2 separate regions of the Mus musculus genome follow, and region 2 is linked to region 1. A link is a loop called in an ENCODE intact Hi-C map of the cell type or tissue named here. Cell type or tissue: heart. All regions are shown on one strand. Each heading gives the region's core, and the rest is flanking DNA. Links, peaks and the distances in the headings are about the cores only.

The links. Hi-C counts contacts between places; a loop is a spot of excess contacts. Peaks named below come from ENCODE experiments on the same cell type or tissue, not always from the same donor. Only the 100,000 strongest peaks of a DNase experiment are listed, where the experiment ranks them.
Region 2: it touches region 1 in a loop (2.1-fold over the local background); 5 of 42 quality-filtered maps call a loop at or near these places.

The regions. Positions count from the first base shown.
Region 1 is chr2:20,776,444-20,785,316 of GRCm38, forward strand. Etl4 (enhancer trap locus 4) reads left to right here. Exons shown (of 22, transcript NM_001081006.1): 11 at 1,583-1,758; 12 at 4,499-4,629; 13 at 5,355-5,502; 14 at 8,601-8,873. Among named protein-coding and RNA genes, the nearest start is that of Arhgap21, 190 kb to the right of the region's middle. In heart, for the core only: CTCF peaks have their summits at 1,704 and 3,535 (motif pointing left); no DNase peak of the experiment used is centred there.
Region 2 is chr2:20,718,202-20,727,074 of GRCm38, forward strand. All of the region lies in intron 6 of Etl4 (enhancer trap locus 4), which reads left to right. Among named protein-coding and RNA genes, the nearest start is that of Arhgap21, 250 kb to the right of the region's middle. In heart, for the core only: no CTCF peak of the experiment used is centred there; no DNase peak of the experiment used is centred there; H3K4me3 peaks cover 597 bases; H3K27ac peaks cover 929 bases.

The DNA of each region.
Region 1 (8,873 bases), core at 450-8,449:
GACTGATCCTAGAAGCACAATGAAGGGACCTTAGCAAAGCTGGGAGAACATGACTCTGAGTCACAGAGGTCATCAAGAACAGTACACACACTTCCTTATCAACACTCACGGAAACCAATAACCATAACCCGTAGCTATAATCTCTTTGGCCAGTTAATCACCATGCACTGACACTGGAGCCCAGTGGTGCCTTTGCACGTGACCCAGCTCACTCTTTTTTTTTTTGTTTGTTTGTTTTGTTTTTTGTTTTTTGGGGTTTTTTTTTTTTTTTTTTTTTTTGTTTTTTTTTTTTTTTTTTTTTTTGAGACAGGGTTTCTCTGTATAGCCCTGGTTGTCCTGGAACTCACTTTGTAGACCAGGCTGGCCTCGAACTCAGAAATCAGCCTGCCTCTGCCTCCCGAGTGCTGTGATTAAAGGCATGCGCCACCACGCCCGGCCCCAGCTCACTCTTATCTCATAATGAAGATCACAATGGGGCTTTGAAAGAGTGGCACCATGGTCAAAGTGTTCTTCCTCTCAGTGTGAAGAGATAATGGGGCAGATGACAACAGCATCCCCAGTCCTCTGAGGTGATACCTTGTAGTGGAAAAGGATCAAGAAACCAGTGCAAACAATTGAATGTTGCTCTGGTGTTTTGTTTTTGTTTTTTTTTTTTTTTTTGAGGGGGGGTGTCTTAGGGACAGTGGAATGAATAAAATACAATTGCTGCTGAAGCTGATCAAGGGTGTTCACTTTGTGGACATATGAAAACCTAGCAACTATTGGCAAGCATCTTCTGAAGGGTAGCTCAAACTTGCATGCTCTTTGTTCCATGTGATGAAGGACCAGTGAATCCCGGAAACCGTATGGAAATTATGGACTTAGATATAAATGCAGCCTTTGTCAAATCCAGTGAAATTAGTCAATTCCCAAGAGCCTTTGTCTCATCTGGACTCATTATTGCCCCATCAATGTGTAGTGCCACATGGTAAGGAGCTGTGATTCTACACTGTTGAGACATGAAGCCAAACAAATCAGAGAGCTCAGATTCGCTTTTTGAAGACATTCTGAAAAATTCCTGTCAACCCAATGGTTGTTGAGGATCTACAAGAACCTCAGAGTAGCTCTGCCAAGGAGAGCAGATTCTACATCAGGAGAGAAACGCGAAACGGAGAGCAAGAAAGCCTATCCAAGTGTCTGGGGGGAGACAAGGACTGAAGGCCTGGTTGATCACTGGGCTTTCAATGCTAGTACTCTTGACTCCTCTCTATAAAATCGTCTGTGAGAGTTTGTGGTGTGTTTGTGTGTGTGTGTGTGTGTGTGTGTGTGTGTGTGTAACAGCAGCCAAAGACTAGAAAAAACTCTACCTTTTTTATAGGCACAGAAGTTCAGCTGTCAGTTGCCTGATAAAACTTAGCCGTTCTCTGAGGAAGCAATCCTGTATACAGTCCTGTATACAGTCCTTGCTCTCTTCTCTTTCTTACTGAAATAAAGATTCAGCTGTGGGTTTTCTCTGTGCCCACTTCTGAAGACTGCAGGGCATTCAGGCTTCATGATAGCAGACAGATGAAGCCAATGGAGGCTGATTTCTTTTGTTCAACAGCTGCAGAACCAGGAGATTCTGAGGGCGATGATGAAGAAGGCTGAGCTGGAAATCAGTAACAAAGTGAAGGAGACCATGAAGAGACTAGAGGATCCGGTACAGCGTCAGCGCACCCTGGTGGAGCAAGAGAGACAGAAGTACCTCCACGAAGAAGAGCGGATTGTCAAAAAGTTATGGTGAGTCACCCTGAAGAGAAAAACTGTCTTTGTTCACAGGGTGACCTTCTTAGCTGGTATTTCTCTCCCTCTCTTTAATGAGCACCTATTGTGTAAGCTAGAGATCTGCTGAGCCTGGTATCTTTGTCCCAACTGTCCCTCCTTTAAGGTCTGGGAAACTCAGCAGGCCCCATGACAGTATATCTCTGGGCCAGGAAAATGTGGGGCATCCTTAGAAAACCACAGGGTTGGGGATTGGCAGGAGAATTGGGTCCATGGTCCTAATCACATCTCACAGTTGAACGGTATCATTCTCCTTGGCTTGGTGTCTTCTATGGGTCATACTCCTGCTTTGGAGACCTGCTTGGTACCTGTCTAGGCTGTGCTTGCAAAGACTGTAAGATCATGGGAGCCCACAATAGACCCTGAAAACCAACTCTAGAAAGTTGTCTTCTGCCTTCTGCATGCACAGTCACACAACACTAATTTAAAAGTTATGGAATACATATATATCTCCTTAATATTATCATATCTGTTTCTTATACCTTAAACAGACATAGACTAGGGTAACTGGGTGGATCCGTATGACAGGAGAGCGAGCTTAGGTAAGATATTCTAGAACCTGGCTCAGGGCTACTGAGAAGTAACGCCTGCTCTTTGCTGGCCCTTCTCTGTCCCTTTCCCTTCCTTCTAAATTCCAGAAAAGAAATACTCTGGTAGAACTGTTAGGCTTGGGTCCTCTGAACATGAGGACAGAGGAGTGAAAGTGGGGATTAAAGAACAGAAAAAAAAAATGAGTCAATATCTTTCATGGTTTTCTACTTGGAAATAACAGCTTCTAATAAGAGTCAGACTAAGTTCAGTTTAACAAACAATGGGCTTCTTTTCAACAAAGGCAGAATAAAAAGCAGCTTAAGGCCATGCTGAAATCTGGAGGCCCCATGAATGTCTGACGTCTTCTTGAGCAAAGCCTACCTATTTCAAAAGCCCATTGATGACTTTCAAAAGGCCGTCTGCACTCATTTTCAGCAGCACTGTCTCTTTTTCAATCTCTGAATTAATAAAAGTGGCCTTCAGAGCTCGAAATAGGAATCACAAGCACATGAATTGGCAGAATAATGGTGTCAGAGGTTCCCTGCTGCCCGTCAAAGGGGAGCAGAGTTTGGGGAACTTTGGGTTGCAGGGATATGATGCGCAGGAGGCAGACTGGGTAAGAGAAACTAAAATAGGAGTTTATCTGGATGGAGTGGCTTTGGGTCATGGAACATCTCCTTGGAGGAGTATTTGCATATTGACCAGTTTGTGGGTGGTTGAAGGAACTGGGGGCCCTGGAGTCTTAGCTTGGAAGGGCTTCATCAAAGCCTGAAAGAATGCAGGAGACTGCTTGGTCTACCAGGGAACCTCCCTCACCAATGGACCATTTAGAGGTCTGACAAGGATTGGCCCAGCTCCACCCCAAGGAGCAGCAGCTGCATGTGCCCTGTAGGTATGCTCACCTAACACCAGGTGTGTTTAACAGATGCAGACCCTAACGGGGCATCCTTTCATCAGAGATTTCTGTATCAGAATGGCTGGCATCACCAAATACTTCATCCCCCTGCTCAGAAGAGGTCAGATGTGTCACGTGTGACTTCATCCTTGTTGAATGTATGTCCTGCCCTGCTGGACTCCCTCCTGTGGCTGCATTAGCTCCTTTCTACTCACTCACCTAGAGGAAAGGGCCCATGTCTTGTGAGGCCATCCTCTCCTCCACTAAGGCGCCAGGAAGTACAGCCGCCATTCACTTACTGCCACCTAGTGGTCTTGCATTTCTTAGCACCCTCGTCCTTTAAGAGCTTTCTCTTGAATTTGCAGGCAACTTGAAAGGATACAAACACATCTGGGCAAATTGTTTTTGTTGTTTCAAGTGGAAGAATATAACTTGGCTGTGTTGGAGTTGATATCTGTTCTCTCTCTCCATCCCAACCCCTCCATCCGTCCCTCCCTCCCTCCAGAAATCAGATCTCTAAGTTCTTAGTTGTGAGAGAAGAGAGACAGTCATTAATGATGGGACAGTCAGGTACACTAGAGAGAGGCTATCCATTAGGGGATTTTGAGGGCAGTTTTGCTCTCTCTTTCCCAGGGATATTTGACCATGTCAAGGGACATTCACATGTGTCACAAATTATTGGAATTTGTGATTGCTTGCTACTGCTACTCAGCAGGAAGGGGCCAAGGATGCACATCCTTCATTGTGTAAGACAGCCCTGCACTAAAAATGAAGCTATATGGTTCAAAATGTCAGGTACTAAAATTGAGAAACCTGGTTGTCTAAAGTGAGCTAACACACTTCACTGTAGTACTGGTTCATACCCCCCTCTTAGGCTACCCCCAGCCCCCATCTTCTGCCTCCATCCTAATCTATCAGGACTCTCTCCCCTCTGTCTTTCTCTCCCTCCATTCCTGGTCACCAAGTGTGCACATTGTTCTCTTGGCTGGCATGAATACAACTGAAAGTTAAGAATGTATCAAGTGCCCACTCCACCCCCACCCGGGACCAATCTGAACCACAAATGACAGACACGGGAGAGCTCTCCCGTTGCTACCTTACATAGCCATGCAATATTGCAAAGCAAACTACTATCGACTGTGCTCCCACCTCCTCCTTGGAAGCTTAAGATAGGGCTGGGACACAGCAGAAAATGGGAGAGCCCCTGCTCCTGCACGTGTCCTTTCTGAGACCCTCCATGCTCAGTTCCATCTGCTCTCTGCCTCCCCACAGTGAGCTGGAGGACTTTGTTGAGGACTTGAAGAAGGACTCTTCCTCCACTGGCAGAGTGGTGACCCTGAAAGATGTGGAAGATGGGGCTTTCCTCCTGCGACAAGTGGGAGAAGCTGTGGCCACTCTCAAAGGTGAGCCTTCCACTGGAAGTGTGTTGCTTGGAATGTTTATGAAGCTTTCAGCTGGGCGGTGGTGGCGCACACCTTTAATCCCACCAATTGGGAGGCAGAGGCAGGCGGATTTCTGAGTTTAAGGCCAGCCTAGTCTACAGAGTGAGTTCCAGGACAGCCAGGGCTACACAGAGAAAAACCTGTCTCGAAAAACCAAAAAAAAAAAAAAAAAAAAAAAAAAAAATCAAAAACCAAAAAAACCGAAGAAGCTTTCAAATCTGGACCTACCATCCCATCCTACTTGGGAGGCTGAGGCAGGAGGATCCCTTAAAGTCAGTTGAGACCAGATTAGGGAAACAGTAATACTTTGTTTCAAATAGACATGTAAATAAATAAACAATCCTTCAAACAGTAAAAGATTCATTCAAGACTTCTTAGAGGACCTTTATAAAGGATGCTGAAGATGGAAACTAAACCATACAACTAAAACTTTCCCTTTTACTGAACTTACAGACATACCAAACTCGTTGAAAACAAACCCTAACTTTTTAGCCTTATCCATAATACACAGGGAATGGACCCAGAGGGGCTGTGACCTTATCCAAGGTCACTCAGTTTGACCATAAGATTTCACCCCGTTGCTTCCCGACTTGGTATTTCTCTGTGCTACCCTAGGTCACAGGAGTGGGGTGGGCATTGTCACTCTGCCTTCCTATTCTAAAAATCACTGCTGGTTTGGCCTGTAGGAGAATTTCCAACTTTGCAAAATAAGATGCGTGCTGTCCTGCGCATAGAAGTTGAGGCAGTAAGGTTCCTGAAGGAAGAGCCACACAAGCTGGACAGTCTCCTGAAGCGTGTGAGGAGCATGACAGATGTCTTGACGATGTTGCGGAGGTAATGTCACTGCCATGGTCCTGATGGGGTGGTTTGCCAGGAGGGGTCGCTCAAAGGCTGGTGTACATACAGGTCACGGGCTTTAAGAACCTACTCTTAGTATCATCATGACTTATCACTCTTTATTTATGGCATCCTGAGGAGAACCCTCAACTGTTTCAGCCCCCAAATGTTCGTTGCAATATGGCTTGAGGGTATAATTCCTCAGCATAGACTTTTGCATTGGCTCCATCCTAGGCTTTTAAATTACTAGTCATATGTTGGGCTTTTTTTTTTTTTTTTACTAGTTGGAATACTCTGACTTATAGGTGTAAGTAATATTTTAGTTTGAATTGAGTTTTTTGTCACTTCTTTTTCTAATCTTGCGATTAGATCACATCACAGATTAAGAACACTACAGATTTTATTTACATATTTCTATTACAATTAATCATGTGTTATAAATGTACACATGAATTAAAATAACAAAGATTTACACACAGTATTTTCATCTCATACATATGTTGGGCTTTAATGATAGTATATGCACCTGGATTTGATCCCCACTATTTTGAAGACTTAACAATAAATTTAAAAATAAAATTAAATACATAAATAAGTCTTTTATTTGTTTTGTAATAGTTTATGGATGAAGAACAAACTAAAGCACTGTTAGCCTCCTTCACCTTGAGGGCAAGGAGACTTAAAATCGAGACTCTAAGCCAAGTGTTTATCTACTGGAAGGGTATCTGAGAGCATACTGGTCCCACCCAGGAAAGAAGCTGAGCACCCCTAAGTGGACCCGCTCATCAAAGATCATTCCTGTGAAGAGAGATCTGGAGAAAACACTGTCTGATCTGTAGCTTTCAATGAATAATGAATCTCATACCCAGCATAAACATGCTTACAAAGGCTGTGGTGTAGCTCAGTAGTAGAACACTTGCCTAAGATGTGCTCAGCCATGAACACCAACACACACACACACATGGGGGGGGGGGGGTGGAAGAGAGGAGAAGGGGAGGGGGAGAGAAGTGGGGAGGCGGGGAGGGGGAGAGAGAGAGAGAGATTTCCTTCCAGGCAGAAGTAATATATCAGGTATGTCAGAAACTTTTGTAAAAATTTTGTTTCCTGGCTGTAATTGCCCTGGCACAGTGGTTCTCAACCTTTGGAAGTCAAACAACCCTTTCCCAGTAGTCATATTATCAGGTGTCCTGCATATCAGTTATTTACATAACAATTCATTACAGTAGCAAAACAATTTTATGTTTGGGGACTCACCATAATGTGAGGAGCTGTATTAAAGGGCCACAGCATTAGGAAGGTTGAGAACCACTGCTCTATCAAGTGTAGAAGAGAATTCATTGGCATGCAGCTAACTTTAAGGTAGATAAAGTGGATTACTAATCATAGGAAGTGTAGTTGACTTTTCTAGCAATAACCAACCCCAACTAATAACTCCACGAAGCAGGTATATAGTCAACTGCAGAAAACCCAGATGCCAAAGGAATTCTAAGTCCACATAGACCATCCAGGTTCCCAAAAGGTCATTCATTTTCACGTATCAAGTGACTTTTTTACTCCACAACAATAGAAATGGGTTAAAGTACTTCTTTGTTAAGCTGTTGCCCAAATGTTATAGACCTTGAACTCTAAAATAAGCCAGCCTCATTAAAGGAAAACAGTGGCCTGAGGGAGCAGCATCTCTTCTGGAAAACAGTTACAGGGTGTTCTTATACCCAACACTGCCATTGTCAGGATTTGTCTTAGAACCAGGGAAATCAGAGCTTGAAGAAGACGGGATCGCATGATTAAGCTCTTCAAAGACTCAGAGATTGAAGCGCCCAAGAGGGGCTATCTTGCTTGTTTGTTTGTTTGTTTGTTTGTTTGTTTGTTTGTTTTTCTAGAAAGAGTTTCTCTGTGCAGCCCTGGCTGTCCTGGAACTCACTCTATAGACCAGGTCAGTCTTGAACTCAGAGATTGGCCTGCTTCTTCCTTCCTAGTGCTGGGATTAAGGTTGTCCACCACAAGGCCCAGCTATAAGAAGGTGCCATCTTTACTGCCACCAATACATTATATCAAAGTACCTGAGACTCAAAAATGGCAATGTCTCTTGAATTCCAGAACATGTTACAACTGATACAAACACAGGGCTGTGTCTACTTCCAAAGATCTACTGTATTTTCTACTGAAGCCAGTGTGGGAATGGGCACATTGCTTTGAATGTCTCCCAAAGAGTCAGGCAAGGTAGTGCATACTTATAATCCCAGCCCCCCAGGAGGGATCACAAGTTCAGGGTCAGCATGAGCTATACAGACTGTCTCAAAACCCAATAAATCAGTTGTAGAACATTTGTTCGAGGTCCTGGGTACCACCCCAAGCACTGCAAAAAAAGAAAAATGAGACCACCAAAACAAAGGAGGATGGGGGTCTAAACATACCTCAATTTAGAGTCATGGTTGGCCTTGAATTTGAAGGACTTGATTGAGTCCACTTAAAGGGAAAGATAGCCACAAGGTGATAATACACACTGATAAGTCTCATAGTCTAAGAAGAGTTAGAAAGCTTGTAGAAGCTTCTGAGTGAGAACTGAGTGCATTTGGGGGCCTCACAGGCTAGGTCACATGGAGGAGTAATTATTACTAGACGTGTGTTCACTTCTACTTACCAACACCAGTAAGGGGCTAGTCTTGTCTGGACACAATACCATTACCATAAAAGAGACTATCTCTTGGGGCCGATAGCATGGCTCAGTGGACAAGAGCACTTGCCACAAAACATGAGGACCCGAGTTCAGATCCCTAGAATCCATGTAGTACCAGGTACAAATAGCATGAGTCCATCTATGACAAGATGGGAGATAGTGTCTGACTCCACACACACATGAACAAAGACAGACAGACTCTCTCTCTCTCTCTCTCTCTCTCTCTCTCTCATCTTTCAAAGGAAGAACTATATAGCTTTGGAAGATTGTCAAGGTAACCCTCACCCCTGAACTGCTCCTGAGTTTTTTAATGTTTTCATCTGATCTGGTACTGAAGCATGGCATTCAGATATATCACAGAGAAGGCACGGAGGGAGAGTCAGCACTGTTTAACACTGCTGTGCATGGTTTTTTCTAGGCATGTCACTGATGGGCTCCTGAAAGGCACCGATGCATCCCAGGCTGCACAGTATGTTGCCATGGAGAAGGCCACAGCTGCAGAGGTCCTGAAGCATCAGGAAGAGACAGCCCATGCCCCTGGGCAACCCCTCCACTGTAGCACTGGAAGCCCTGGCGATGTGAAGTCAGAAGTGGTGCCCCTATCCACCATGACAGTTCACCATGTACAGAGCTCGCCTGTGGTCATGCAACCTTCCCAGCACTCCTCAGCCTTGATGAACCCAGCCCAGAA
Region 2 (8,873 bases), core at 543-8,542, 58 kb before region 1:
AGAATGAGGGTGAGGGCCAACAGCAACCTGCACCCCAGAAAAAAAAATGCAACCCTCATATATTTTGCTATAGTTACACAAAATGGACTAAGTCTTCTCCTCTTATACATTGAAGTACAGCCTTCTCGTTCCTTCCGCTAACAAACTACCAGTATATGAAAGCACAGAGGTGCTCCAGGTTTTAAGGCTGTGCTACGAGGCTGGGTGTCCATGCAGAAGACAATGAGCCAACTGTAAGGCAGCTACAAAGCTATTTGGAAAGTTTTAACAGAAGATATTAAGGGATAACTGGCAACTGTGTGTGTTACAGTAACAGGATGGCTTAAAACAATGAAGCTTACTAAAGTACCTACATGTTACATGACACGGTGAATGGCATTTTCTCTAAAACCACTCTAAGAATGGAAGAAGAAAGTAGAGGAATCAGCATTGAAAAACTTAAAACAGTAATAGGATTTCATTACGTTTTTTCCCTTCTTTTTATGTTTTAAAGTTCCCACAGTAAAATATTTTTAAAGTAATTAACATTGGGCTGGCGAGATGGCTCAATGGTTAAGAGCACTGACTGTTCTTCCAAAGGTCCTGAGTTCAAATTCCAGCAACCACATGGTGGCTCACAACCATCCGTAATGAGATCTGATGCCCTCTTCTGGAGTGCCTGAAGACAGCTACAGTGTACTTACATATAATAAGTAAATAAATCTTTTTTAAAAAGTAATTAAAATTAAGGACTGCTTTTAGAACTTAAATGAAAGACTGCTCACCATGCAGAGCTTCTGAGAGCTCTTTCAGGGGCAAGCGGACACATTCTTGTCCTGTTCCAATCCTTTGGGTCATGTTCACTTTATCCCACAGATGGTATGTCTTTTAAAGGCACAGATCATAACATGCTCTCTTCCATATCTCCTTGAAAGCCAGTGTGGCATCTGCAGGGGCAGTGAGCGTGGAGTGCGGGTGTGGCCCAGGACAAGAAGTGCTACGGTGCTACAGATGCTGGGGTGTTCATTTTCCATCCTCTGTGAAGACCTGCTGTAAAAATATCCCCAATCTCATTCCTAAGAATAGTTCCCTTCTCCTGGTTTATTTTTATCATGTGGACACTGGGAGCCTTGTACATGATCATTTTCCTTCTTTGTATTGCTATTCCAAAGCTTAGAATTACATTTGTGGCCCACCCACAGCAAGAGTGCAGGCATTTGCAGGCTGTAGTTTGTGTGCTGGCGTTGTTCCTGGTCTCCCTCTTTAATGTCACTGTTTTTCTTCTTCCTCTTGTCAGATATTCCACTTGCCTTTTATTTTTTTCTTACAGAATTATAATAATTCATGTGAGTGTTATTAGTTCCTCTGCAGAATCTATGCAGGCATAAATAGTGTTTTATGGTTGCCATTGTTCCTGATGTCGAATCACAGACTTTCCTGTGTTTGTGGAGTAAGCAGCATGAGAAAGTACTTTATATTTTAACGAGGTTCAAGTCAATAATTCTGTAAAATAGGTGCGCTGACTCCAGTGTTCTCAGATGCTAAGTCAGAGGCCAAGGAAGCTTTTCCTCGGCTCATGCAGCTGGCAGGTACCAGATACCAGATCTGAGCCTGCTTCTTCCAGCGTCTGTGCACTCAGCCCAAGCTTTCCTTCCTTCATATTTACATCTACATTTTACAAGTTGTGAAATGTTATTCCTAGTAAGATGTCAAAACACAGAAAATAATATTTCATCCATTTGTTTGTTTCTTTCTCTCTCTTTTTTTTTTCTGTTTTTTGTTTTTTGTTTTTTAAGACAGGATTTCTCTGTGTAGCCGTGTTTGTCCTGGAACTCACTCTGTAGACAAGGCTGTCCTCGGACTCAGAAATCCGCCTGCCTCTGCCTCCCGAGTGCTGGGATTAAAGGCGTGTGCCACCACCGCCTGGCTCATTCAATTGTTTCTTAACACAGTGCACATCTACTCCATGGCATCTACTTCTTTTCCTTTATCCCATCCTGTTCTCTGATGATGACACAAAAGACAATCACAGCACAAAGAAACAAAGAGGGAGGGAGGGAGGGAAGGAGGGAGGGAGGGAGGGAAGAGAGAGTTGTACAGGGAGGATGAAGAGGAGATTACCAGACTGTCCTAGTTGAGATGAAAGTTTTGGATTTGGGAGGACTCAGACAACACTGTAGGAATGGAAGAGAAGAGAATACCACAGACATGGAAGCATCAGAAAACATACCCCTTACTTTGTCCTTTTGTTAGTGGACTCTGCACAAGCCATCCAGTCCTTTTATCTGTTTAGTGGCATTGGTATTAGAAACTCGTGTTCACGATTCGCCAGCTCTGCACCTTGCACCTTGTTCAGTATTTTGATTGTATTCACTCCTATTTGATTTTCATACCATGAGAAAAAAATCTGTGTGTGCACACGCATGCATGCATGGTACACACACACACACACACACACACACGCATACACACACACATACACACACACACATATACACACACACACACACACATACACACACATACACACACACACACATACACGCACACACACACACACACGCATACACACACACATACACGCACACACACACATACACACATACACACGCACACACATACACACATACACACACACATACACACAAACACACAGACACACACAGGAGAAAATAGTCAGCCCATCTAGTACCACACAGTTAGAGTTGGAGCTGGATGCAGAGCCAGGCAGAACTCAAGAGCTGACTTTTGATCGCTTTTGTGGTCATCACCATCTCCTTGATCCCCATCATCAGTGGCTATGGGTCATCTCCACATTTGTGAGCTATCATTTCCTGAAGTCCTAGCTCAGGAGTGACTCTCTTTATCACCAAACCTTTCACTCCCTCCCTTTTCCACATCACTGTTTTTTCTTACAACCTTCATGGATACCCCTTCACCCCTATCCTCTTAGCACACTCTTCTCTCTTGCCTAGGCTGTAGTTACTGACACAGTCTTCTGAACACTACATTCTTCAGAGATCAAGTCCCTGTTTTATTCATCTTCAGACTCCCTGTGGCTCTCGCAGTATCTCATTCTGCATAGATCCTCACTAAATGCAGTCATGGAAAATATTACTTAGGTCAGCATTTTCCTATCGAGCGTCCTGGTAATGCTTTATCTACTAAAGTCAATACAATGGTCTGTAAATGAGGCTGTTGGTGGTTTTCAGCCCATTCCCAGTAAGAAGCAAGTATGCCTGCTTACCTTCTTGTTGTCTCCATTCCATCACTGGAATATGACAATGGTCATTTCCCCTGGAGTTTAAGATGAAAATAACTATATGAGGGAGTCTGGCTTTCTCAGATGCAGCAAGTGATGGTGAGAAATGCACATTTGTCAGCCTTTATCCCCCTCAAAACAGGGAGTTCCAGGAGTTGACTCACCTTCATTAGAAAGTAAGCTAGCTCTCCAGTAAACAAACCTGAATAAGAAACCGCATATTGCTGTGTGCATAATTCCCACACAAAATTTGCCTTTAAACTAAGCATCATGGTTTTACAAAAGTGGCCATCACCCCACTGTTATAAAATGTCACAGATCTTTCTCCTGCCCCCCCACCAGAGCTCTGGAACCAGCTCTATCCACCAGCCATGCTTTCTGTGGGTGCTGAAATTGTAACAGTAAATAAAACAGATGTTATAACCACCGCTTCCAGACCTGGTCAACCAGGAGATCAGAAACTCCACTGCGAGGTCAACATCTGTTGTTTTTCTTTCTTATCAGCTCCAGACTGTGTGGAACTAGCCCTCCATTCTATCATTGTCAGAGAACACTGTGGGTCTTGGTTGTGCTCAGTGAGCTCCAGGATCCCCTATTCACCTGTGTCTTTAGGATGACCATGTCACAGATGATGAGGAATTACTCTTACTACAGTGACCAACCAGCCTGAACATTTTAATGCAGAGTCTGTCCCCCACATCCCACATCTTCCCACTGTGCTCTCAGGTCTTCATTTTTTTTAGATGCAGGAGGGCTACATGCACATCAAATAGGCAGCTTTCAACAGGCACAAATCTCATCTTCCCTGCTCCATGGCCACTTGTCTTTTTCTTACACGCTTTTTTTTTTTTTTTTTTTTTTTTTTGTCATTGAGAGGTTATGACAACATGAGCCATATTGTATTTATAAACATCACGTGTTTCCTTGATCTGGCTGCAGTTTCTGCCAGACAGCACACAGGGAAGGAACGTTTCTCGTTTGCTCAGCATTGGTTTTCGTTAGGCTGATTTCCGGAACAGGGAAAATGCATTCGTGCAGCCTTAACTCTCAGAGAGAAGCAATACCTCTGAATGTCCATGAAATAGTTTTAACAAGGGTGGCTATTGCTCCTTTAAACCACATGTTTTAACTAAAGGCTTCCTTCTGTAAGAAAGCAAAGCGTAGCATTTAGTCACCATGCAGACAGACTGAGCTGGAAGCATCCGACAGATGGGTGGTTCTGAGGTCTCTGCGAGTCTGGAAAGTTTCTTCTAGGAAAGAACAGACCACGGAAGATGCAAGGTAAGATCTGATCTGACTTTAAAACACACTGCAATCCTTTGAGACTCTTCTGTCCTGGCTCAGGCACAGATTGTATCCTTTTCTCCCTTGCGGATCTGTTTAATGTATTCACTCCAGTGAGGAACTGGAGTGAGAGGTTTTGTAGGAACTTCGTGCGTGCTGCTTTGAAAGTGATCTCATTGTTATTGGAATTGCTCTGCTTTTAAAGATCCCCTTTCGATTCCACTGGGACTGTCTCTGACCTACAGATCTGTAATCTGTGAGCCTGTTTCTGTTTAACCTTGTAGTTTAGCAAAGGTTTTGAAGGGTCAGTGCAGTTTGCTTGAACAGGGTTCTTTTGTCTATGGGTTTGTGGCAGCCTTCAGTATTTTCTTAAAGATGTTGTCTTTCATTCAGTTCTGAGATCAGTGGCGAGAATTGAAGAGAAACGAGAGAAAGCTGTGTGTGGCTTATAGCATTCTGGGGAAGTTTTTCCTGGCAAATTCATCTTAAATTCTTTACTAAGAAGATATCAGTTTAAGCTTGAGGAAGGAATACTGAACAAGTGTCTAGTTTTTAAACAGCCTGTTATGTGGAGTTTAATGATTACCTGGAAGCCGTTGACAGAAATCATGTTTACCTGCAACAGAGGTTCTACGTGACATCATGTTATGGAATACTTTTAAATGAATTTCATGTGGGACATGCCCTTTAAGCTCGTCAGCTTCCTCTTAAAGGAACACAAACCTTCATGGATCTGCTCTATACTGGAGTGTTTTGATCCCACCTTATAGATTATTTATGCATGACATTGTTATCCAATATGATCCTCATTCCATGTACCATTTCATATAGTCAACATAGTAACCATATGGTATAAATACTGAGGGAGATGAAAGTAACAAGATCACACCGTAGTAAGCAACAGAGTTGAGATTTAAACTCAGGCTTTCCTGTCTGTGTGTGACACTGCATGGCCTCACCAGTCCCTGAGCGTTTCAGTGCAGACAGCTTCCACTGGGAATAGAGAAACTGTCATATTTACTCAGTGTCAAAATATTATCTTGTGCTGTGAAGGTTTTGTTGTTCTTGTTGTTTGGGGGGGTCTCTTGTTTATTTGGTGTTTTGTAAATTGGGAACCTTCAAAGCCTGAAACTATTTCAGGCTGATGTTTTGTTTACCCCAAGACCAAGTTACAAGTTTAGGTGAGGGCAGTCAGCGCCAGATGAATGGCTATTCCTGTTGCTGGCTTCTACTGTTTCTTTTCCACAAATGCTAAGTTGCAGGGGCCAGGGGGAGAGCAGGGAGTATATCTGTGAGTTTGGTAATGGAGCTGAGCTTTTACTAAAGAGTATTGAAGGGGAGGTTCCAAAGTTAGGGCTGCAGGCTTTAGTTTAACCTCCTCCAGTGCTCTGCCTAGACCCTCCTGAAGATACAGAAGTCAGCTCAACAGCAGAAAATACCTAGTGATTTGTTATGCAAAGTTATCACCAGGATGCAGCTGCTTGAGTGAAACAGGTTTGGGGTTTCAGGATCAAGGCAGCCTGCATCCAACTCTGTTAGAGCAAAATGGGAGTATTTCAAAGCTAAGCTCCTTCTGTAAATTAATATATACTATGTTGCTGTTGTTACTTTGAAATCCAGGGTTGACCAAAGATACATCCCACCTAAATATCACTGGAAGCTGCTTGGTTTCTCTGCAGATGCTCAGCAGCCCCCAGCCATCTGAACGAAGCCTCTGCCACTGTTTGCTGGAGAGGTTTTGTCACACCCTTCTGCTTCCCACATGCAAGCCACACCTCCTTTCTCTGCTGTTAGCAGGAGTGACCTTTGACCAGGCACATGCATCCCTGTCTTCTGGCCACAAACCTCCTTCCCACAGGTTGTTCCCTGGCTACTCCTCCACTATTCCTTGTTCTTTGTGGGTTTCCACCAGGGCTGGCCAGACTGTGCCAGATTGTACCTCCCTATACCAGCCCAGGCTTCCTAGGTCTGGCGTCTTGCTCAGAGGCAGGCTGACCATTTTTTGTGCCTTTCCCAAAACATCTCAGGTGAGTGTTATTCTCATATAAATTTGAGCATAGAGAGAATGATGTGTTAATAATGTGTTTCTAAGGTCCATGTCACTCACCTACAGTGACATTTCTCTCCGCTGTGCTTCTCCCCCACAGTGTAGCAGCTTCTTTGCTTGTACGTAATTTGCAGGAGCAAGAAATGTTCTGTCTGCTTTTGAGGAAATACACCTTTAGATGGTTGGTGATCCTTCCCTCAGTGACTAAGCCTGACTAACTTGAAATCTTTGGACTTAGACATCAACTTTTGTAAGCTATTCACCTGGAAGTTCAAATCCAAGAGGCTGAGCATGGTTGGAGAGATTTGGTCAGGTTTACAGACCAGAAAAGGGATGACGTATAAGGCAGGAGCAGAAACTACCAGCCCCAGAAAACCCATTAACCTTATCCATGGCCACATTATGCTGGCCTTGGCTTTTGTTCTCACCCCTCTGGGTGTCATCTGAAGTGTGCATGTGCGTGTGCATGTGCGTGTGTGTGTGTGTGTGTGTGTGTGTGTGTGTGTGTGTGAGACAGAGACAAAGAGACAGATAAAAGACAGAGATAAACAGACAGGCAAGCAGAGACAGAGAGAGAAACAGGTTTTCTTGCAGCACACGCTTGCCTTAAGGTTACTCTGTACCCAAGGTTTTCTTCAACTTCACACATTATTTTCCGGTGTCTATGAGGACAGTAAGCCACTGTACCCAGCTTTCCAGTTTGTTTCTTGGTGGGCTTGGGAAGTCTATATACCTGACTTCTTGAAACCATTCATGGCTGTAGCTGGTATAACATGGCTTCTTCTATTCTCCAGAAAGCAGCTCACATCTCCCTTCTTGATTATCTTACTAAAAGCGAACCAGAAATCCTATCAGAGCTAGAATTCATTAATTGGAAATACATGGGCCTGTACCAAAAATAGATAGATTTTTAAACTAACCAAATTTAGATTATCCTGTATTTTTATGGAAGGGGGGTAGGTCATCAAGTCAAGTGAGAAACAGCAGCTGCTCCAAATTATGAGATTCTTTGAATGAAACAGAGAATATTGGCTTAACCACGTGATGAAGCATTGCCATTGTGTCTCCGATGTTCAGTTTCTCTGTTGCAGCAGGTCTGGCCTGCTGGTGTTGTTTGTGTAGGTTTAATGTTCTACCCTCAAACTATACAAAGCTGTCTTTCCCTTGCACCTCTGCTTTGTTTGTTTGTTTGTTTGTTTGTTTGGTGGGCTGGTTGGTTGGTTGGTTTGGGTTTGGGTTTTTTGGTTTTTTGAGGCAGGGTTTCTCAGCATCACCAGCCCTGGCTGTCCCAGACTGACTTTGTAGACCAGGCTGGCCTCAAACTCACAGAGATGTGCCTGCCTTTGCCTCCCTCATGCTGGAATTAAAGGCACCGGCCACCATGAACACTTGCACCTCTGCTTTTTAGGTGACACATGGGAAAGGGGGCTTTGCAATCATTTGGTTTTATAGGTTGTTTTTTTTTTAATTATTTATTTAGTTTGCACTCTGATCTTAACTTCCGCCTCAGTCCTCTCCTCCCAGTCTTTCCCTCTCCTGTCCCCTCCCCTGCTCCTCCCTTTCTTCCCTAGTATCAACCAGCCTCAACATTACCAAGTTGCAATAGACGAGGTACATCTTCTCCTATTGTGGCTAGACAAGGCAGCCCAGTTAGGGGAAAGGGCTCCAAAGGCAGACAGTGTAGTCCAAGATAGACCCTGCTCCTACTTTAGGAGTCCACATGTTGACCCAGCTGCATAACTCTTACATATGTACAGAGGGCCTAAGTCCATCCCATGCACGCTCTCTGGTTGGCAGTTCAGTCTTTGTGAGCCTCTATGGGCCCAGGTTAGTTGACTCTGTAGGTTTTCTTGTGGTGTCCTCGGCCTCTCTGGATTCTTCAATCCTTCCTTCCCCAAGCTCCACTTAATGTTTAGCTGTGGGTCTCTGTATATGTTTCCATCAGTTCCTGGATAAAGTCTCTCTAGGCTCCCATCTGCAAGTATAACAGAGTATTATCAATGCGTCAGCAGTGGCTTCCCGTCATGATATGGGTCTCAAGCTGGGCCAGTGATTGGTTGGCCTTGCCCTCAAATTCTGCTTCATCTTTTACGCCTGCACATCTTGTAGGCAGGACAAATTGTGGGTCTAAGGTTTTGTGGCTGGATTGGTATCACAGTCCCTCCATTAGAAGTCTTGCCTGTTTACAGGAAGTGGATGATTCAAGACCCTTATCCCCCATTGCTAGTAGTCTTAGCTAGGGTCACCCTCATAGATTCCTGGGAGTTTCCATTGTCCTAGGTTTCTAGCTCTTCCCAGAGA